2 separate regions of the Homo sapiens genome follow, and region 1 is linked to region 2. A link is an interaction called in ENCODE POLR2A ChIA-PET data of the cell type or tissue named here. Cell type or tissue: PC-3. All regions are shown on one strand. Links, peaks and the distances in the headings refer to the core of each region. The heading gives the core; the rest is flanking DNA.

What was found. ChIA-PET counts read pairs that join two places held together with the same protein. Peaks named below come from ENCODE experiments on the same cell type or tissue, not always from the same donor. Only the 100,000 strongest peaks of a DNase experiment are listed, where the experiment ranks them.
Region 1: POLR2A ChIA-PET joins it to region 2 with 28 read pairs; 2 of 35 experiments call an interaction of 5 or more read pairs at or near these places.

What each region holds. Positions count from the first base shown.
Region 1 is chr14:79,595,067-79,597,990 of GRCh38, forward strand. All of the region lies in intron 16 of NRXN3 (neurexin 3), which reads left to right. NRXN3-AS3 (NRXN3 antisense RNA 3) reads right to left here. Exons shown (of 4, transcript XR_001751001.3): 4 at 2,655-2,733. It overlaps LOC124903354 (a long non-coding RNA gene), which reads right to left and starts at 2,664. Exons shown (of 3, transcript XR_007064283.1): 1 at 2,587-2,664; 2 at 1,961-2,085. In PC-3, for the core only: no CTCF peak of the experiment used is centred there; a DNase peak (open chromatin) is centred at 1,755.
Region 2 is chr14:79,455,809-79,458,732 of GRCh38, forward strand. The region is part of intron 15 of NRXN3 (neurexin 3); the gene reads left to right. Among named protein-coding and RNA genes, the nearest start is that of NRXN3-AS3, 180 kb to the right of the region's middle. In PC-3, for the core only: no CTCF peak of the experiment used is centred there; no DNase peak of the experiment used is centred there.

The DNA of each region.
Region 1 (2,924 bases), core at 273-2,772, 140 kb after region 2:
TTTTCTAGACCAGTATTAAAATTACCTTCCAAAAATGTTTCAGTTGCAGAAAGTATTGGTGGCCAACAGGTCTTCCATGAGTCGGGACACATTAGCCAGTGTCACCCTTTCTCTAGCCAGTCAGTTCTATGAGAATGGTATTGGAAGAACAGACAACCTACCTGCAGCACTTGCCCTGTCCTGTTCATATTGTGGACAATCATCAAAAGATAAAAGGGCATATGAAAGATTTATGGTAAATGTCTTCCATTTTCTCTGCCTTGAGTACACTGGAGTTAGCTTTCATTTTCATAGTTGCTTACTATGAATGTCTTAGATGTAGCATGAGAAAATCTTATATTTTCTTTTTGTCTAGAACTCTGCTGTTCAATATAGTAGTCACTAGCTATTACATAATTAAAATATGGCTAGTATGAATAAGCAGATAATTTTAATTCTTATTTCAGTATAATTTCCATTTAAATTTAAAAACTCAAGCAGTGTAAAATAGTTTTCATCAAACACAATTTTTGTTCTAATAAAACTATATTTCACCTAAAGCACTGAAAATTTAGCATTGAGTTTCAGTGTGCTGTTAAGTATAAAAATATACTAGATTGTAAAAACTTCATATCACGATATAAATTATCTCCAACAATTTTTATATACATTAGATGTTGAAATAATATTTTGATTATATTGGGCTACACAAAATACATTATTACAATTAATTTAACATTTCTTTGTACAGTTTTTAAATGTGAATCCTTGGAAATTCGTAATTGCATATGTGGTTCACATTATGTTTCTCTTGGACAGTGCTGAGCTAGTACATTCTGAAATATGTAGCAATTATTTCTCTATGGCTTCATAAAGAAAATGTCAATCCAAGGCTGAGGATTTATTTATGAAAATCTAAAGACAGCCGGTTTTCCTGATGGTTCATGCCGTGGGGGAACGGGTCTCTTTCCCAATATATAAGAGGACAAATCTTGGGATGGGTTTTTTTTTTTTTTGGTCTTTTATGACATTCTTTAATGATTTCTCCTGTGCTTGCCATTCTGCCTTGTACGTAATACACCCTTTCTAGCAATGGGTTTAAAGGTTTTTCCTTCCTCTCCTTTTTGAGCTGTAAAATATGCATTATGGGGAGAGGTGAGCTGATAGTTGAGAAAGGTCATTAAGGGTTCAGCCTGGCTTAGTCGGAAAGATGTGAATTCAAATTGTTATTCTCCCAGATATATACTAACATGACCTTGGGGAAATTGCTTAACTTTTCTAAATTTTAGTTTGCTTCATCTGAAAAAGGTACCTAATAGGGAAGTTTTAGATATTAAAATCAATGAAATTTAAAAGAATCAAGAAATATGATAATGCCTAGTATATAACAGGCCCTCAAATGTGTTCTGAACCAAGAGATCCCTGTAAGAGTTAAAGAAACAGGAAAGAAACACGAAAAGCGGCTCAACAGTCAAAGACAGGTTAATTTTGCAGAATAAACCTGAGAGGGGCTTCTGGCCAATTTTTGGACAGGAGCACTCTCTCTTACAGACTAAGAGTATTTATTGGTTTTAGGGCGAGAGAGCTTTATCACAGGCTTGGAATGTTTCTGTGTGGGGGAGAAATTTATGGTGGGGTTGGAATGTCTCTGTTTGGAAGGGAAGTTATCCTGGGGCTGACCTGTCTCTGGTCGGGGAGGGGTTTATCTTATGGTTGGAATGTTTCTGGACTGGGATGTTATTTGTGGTTTATGGTCATGCTGACGTTAGCCATTAAGCTGATGCCCTTTGGATTTAGGCAGTTTTTGATCAAGGGGAACTTTAGAATGGTGGTGCTTGTCCAAGATAGCCATGCTCCCGCTGTGTCAATCCCCAAGTTTTAAATGTGTATCTTTACTTAGTGACTTATGGAGTCGTAACTATTAGGACACATACAGCAGTAAGTCTAAGGCATATACCAGCTTATCAGATGGATCCCCTACCTGGCAAAGGGAAGATCCTCTTTCTCTACTACCTTAGTCCTTCTTTTTATACTCTGTGCAGCTTTTCAGTTCTTCCACTTGCATTAAAATTAGATTACCTCTTAGATTAGATCAAAAGATTGTCCCTGGTTGTGAGAAGAAAGAATACTTTAATCTAGCACTAATCCCTTAATACACCATTATATTTGGGTACATTTTTTTTCCTAGCAGAAAAATTATTTTTCAGCCTTCTCAGAAGTACTAAAAGTCCTTTGCCAACATCAGCCCAGTGCAAGTTAACCTGTTATGAGATTTGTTTTGTGCTTTGGAAATGCTTGTCAGACAAGCTTTCAACATTGAGATGTGTGATTTAAATTAGTTTGCATAAGAAAATGTAATGCCAGGGACAAATTTCTCTCTTTATCCCTTCTTATACTACAAAACAGACAAAGAGGGTTAGGTGGTTGCTTTTTAGTATGCGAGTAATCACTTGGGATTCACAGAAATATTAGATGCAGTGTTATTAGTGAAACCTTAGTTCCCTTTATAGATATGTCTTATGTCCCATTTGTAATATTATTATTGTTGTTACCATACGCAAACTTTATTTCTTAGTTTGGATGCTTGGTCTCAACCAGACCCATTACCTCCTTATCTTCCTATCTCTTAGGGTCACTTCATGCTTAGAGGCAACTTGTTGAAAGTGGAGGTCAGCGTGATCCTTTTTCTTAGAAGACATAGCCCTTTCATGGAACTTACGTAGCTGATTCATAGCCTGAGTCAGTCTCTTGGATCTGTGAAAAAAAGGAAAAATGAACCAGACATGGTGTTTGCAGTCAGTCTTCTTTGAATATAAAATATATAGGCAGAGGAAAAAATTAAACCAGGCAGATTAACCTCAAGGCATAAAGACAAATGCTAAAATGTACTCTAACGTGAAGGGTTAAGCATTCCAAGATGCCCGTTGGAAGGTTCTTTATCCAAC
Region 2 (2,924 bases), core at 197-2,696:
CTTTGGGATATTTTTAACTTTTATATTATTTCAAATATTATCGGGTAAATTTCAGCTTTTATTTTTAATCATCAAAAACCATCTTATTTATCTTATTTTTGTAATAGTGCATTAAGGTGAAAGTTCAGTTTATTTATGTTTATTTTCCTTATTATTATTTGAGACATTTTCTTCTGAGTTTCTGAGTAAAGCTTTATCTGAAGTTTATATGACTTGATATATAAAGCTGTCTCTTCATTAATACTCTAATTATTAGGTTTTGGTCTTTTTTACTGTATATTTTAAGATTGTATGTATAAAGAGTACTGTTTGTTCAATAACTTAATTATAGAAATCATTAAGGATTTCTTTGTCAACAAGAATATTATCAGTTTAACAAATGTTCCAATTTGAAATATATACGAATTACTGAATATGCTTCTTTGGTAAAATTCCTGAGTTGCTTATCACCCAATCATCATGGTCATTCTTTGCCAATTTATTTAAGCACTTACTGTGCCCCTATGTGTTCCAGGCACTGTGATAGGTACCAGGAATTCTTTCATATCCAAACTCTTCTAGTTGTGAAAGAACCCAAATTTGAACTAGCTTAGACTACATGAGTTAGCTATTAAAAGTTGTGTATAAGAAAGACCTGGCCAGGCACAGTGGCTCATGCTTATAATCCCAGCATTTTGGGAGGCCAAGACGGGCGGATCACTTGAACCCAGGAGTTTGAGACCAGCCTGGACAACATAGTGAAACCCTGTCTCTACTAAAAATACAAAAATTATCCGAGCATAGTGGCGGGTGCCTGTAATCCCAGCTACTCTGGAGGCTGAGACAGGAGAATCTCTTGAACCTGGAGGCAGAGGTTGCTGTGAGCCCTGATCACCCCACTACACTCCAGCCTGGGTGACAGAGCGAGACTCTGTCAAAAGAAAAGAAAGGAGAAGAGAGGAGAGGAGAGGAGAGGAGAGGAAGAGAAGCAGAGGAGAGGAGAGGATAGGAGAGGAGAGGGACAAAGGCACAACTTCACAATATAGATTATAAAAACTAGGTATTTTAAAAATGATAAGATTTTTCTCTCTGTGGCCAGATCTAAATTCAACAGCTTGTCTTTACTCTTTCAGTCAGGATTGATTTTCTCATGACTTTCTCCCCATAAGCAGAAATGTGGCCACGGCAGCTGTGTGTCTCTTATGTCACAGTTTTATCATCAGAGAGGCACTGATGGAGTGTTTCTCTGGTTCCAGGTTTAAAAAAAAAAAAAAAAAGTTCATTGAAGTTCTCTAGCCTAGCTTGGGTTAATTGATTACACCTTAGTCCATCTGCTGTATATAAGAGCAGAATCTTTTACGGACATGACAATTTCAGTTCAAATCACATGATAAATATGGAGGAAAATAATAATTTCTTTGTGAAGAGGCTTAATGTTTCAAGATAGAGACAGAGGATGTGCTGCGCCGATAGAATAATGAAAGTCTCCTATAGTCAAAAAACAAACAAATAAACTTGAGGCAGATTCTTCACTTCAAGGTGCTCACCATAAAATGGCAATACTAAACTATTTCTAGAACTCTATATAGAGTGCCTGTTAGTTATTTTGATCCTGTTACAACTCTTTCAGATGATGAGGTAGAAGTGTTGTCGCCTTCTTAATCATGGAGAAACTGAGGCTCAGTGAAGATAAATGATTGTTTTAGAACAGAAGCATGGACTTTAATAGTTGGGATTTGTTCTTTTCATCCAATTCTGACCTGGGTTCTATGATTAAGAGGTATGTGTCTCATAGAATCAAATCATCACCCTTCAAAAATATTAGCCAGCTTTTCCAGAAAAATCGTGTTGTATGAATTAAAGCCACAAATACACCAAAGTCATCCGTTTACAGCCCCTGGCCTCTTGTAAGTATGAGGATCATATAAATCAGGCATTTAAATCAAAGCACTGGAAATAAGCAACTGCTTTTTATGTGTATTGTTTTTCCAGAGAATATTCAATACTTAGCTACCCCTTCATTGTTCTTATTAAAAAAGGTATTTCAAGGCTGTGAAATAAAAGGAGGAAAAGAAGACAAATGTGTATGTTCCAAACTTCTCCTTTCCTCTAATCATGTCTCATGTCATCAGAAGGAATGCACTTCTGAAAAATAAAATGCTACAGAAAAGGCTGCTGAGTAATTATAAAATGATTACTTTTGTTTTTCCTTTATTCATTTATATTTTGCTTATGAACAAATGTATATATGGTCTTTGCTTTTAGTTAATGCTCTGTAAAATAGAATAACGTGGCTATCCTTAAAGATGTCACGTTGCTTTTCTGTTGTACATCCCTGTTAGGTTAAATCTGAGATGCACTTATCTATTTATTTTTACAAAAACAATTTGCAATGTGATTTAGAAATGGAGGAGTAACATAAAACAATTTGACTAAAAATGGGTGTGATTTTCTTATCTGAGACTGCCAAAAATTCACCAAAGAAAAATCATTCAAATGTCTTTGTGGTTAGGTTTCTTTTATAAATTGAAAGTTGTGTTCTATTTCATCATGAGAGATGCTGTGAGCTCTAACTGATGAGCATTTATAAAATATTTCCACGTTGAGATGAAATGACAAAAAGGCAAGATGAATTAATGAACATTGTATATTCTTATTCCTTTATTCCCATTCTACTCCATGCCTGAATGGCAACGTGAAGATATGTAAGCATAGGTAAGCCAGGTTTCATTGATTAGTTCAACAGCATTTATTTCCTGTGCATTCACAGTGTTGAGAGATAAATAAATTAAACAGCCCTGGCTTCCAGGAGCTCGTAGTAGAGAAGCATTCTGGATTTCCATTTTGTTTGACAATAAAACTTAATATTTATTTTCTTAAGCCTGAATACTGTGCAATTTCCTAGAACTTATTTTGTTTTGCTATATAAGAAACTAGCATGGTTA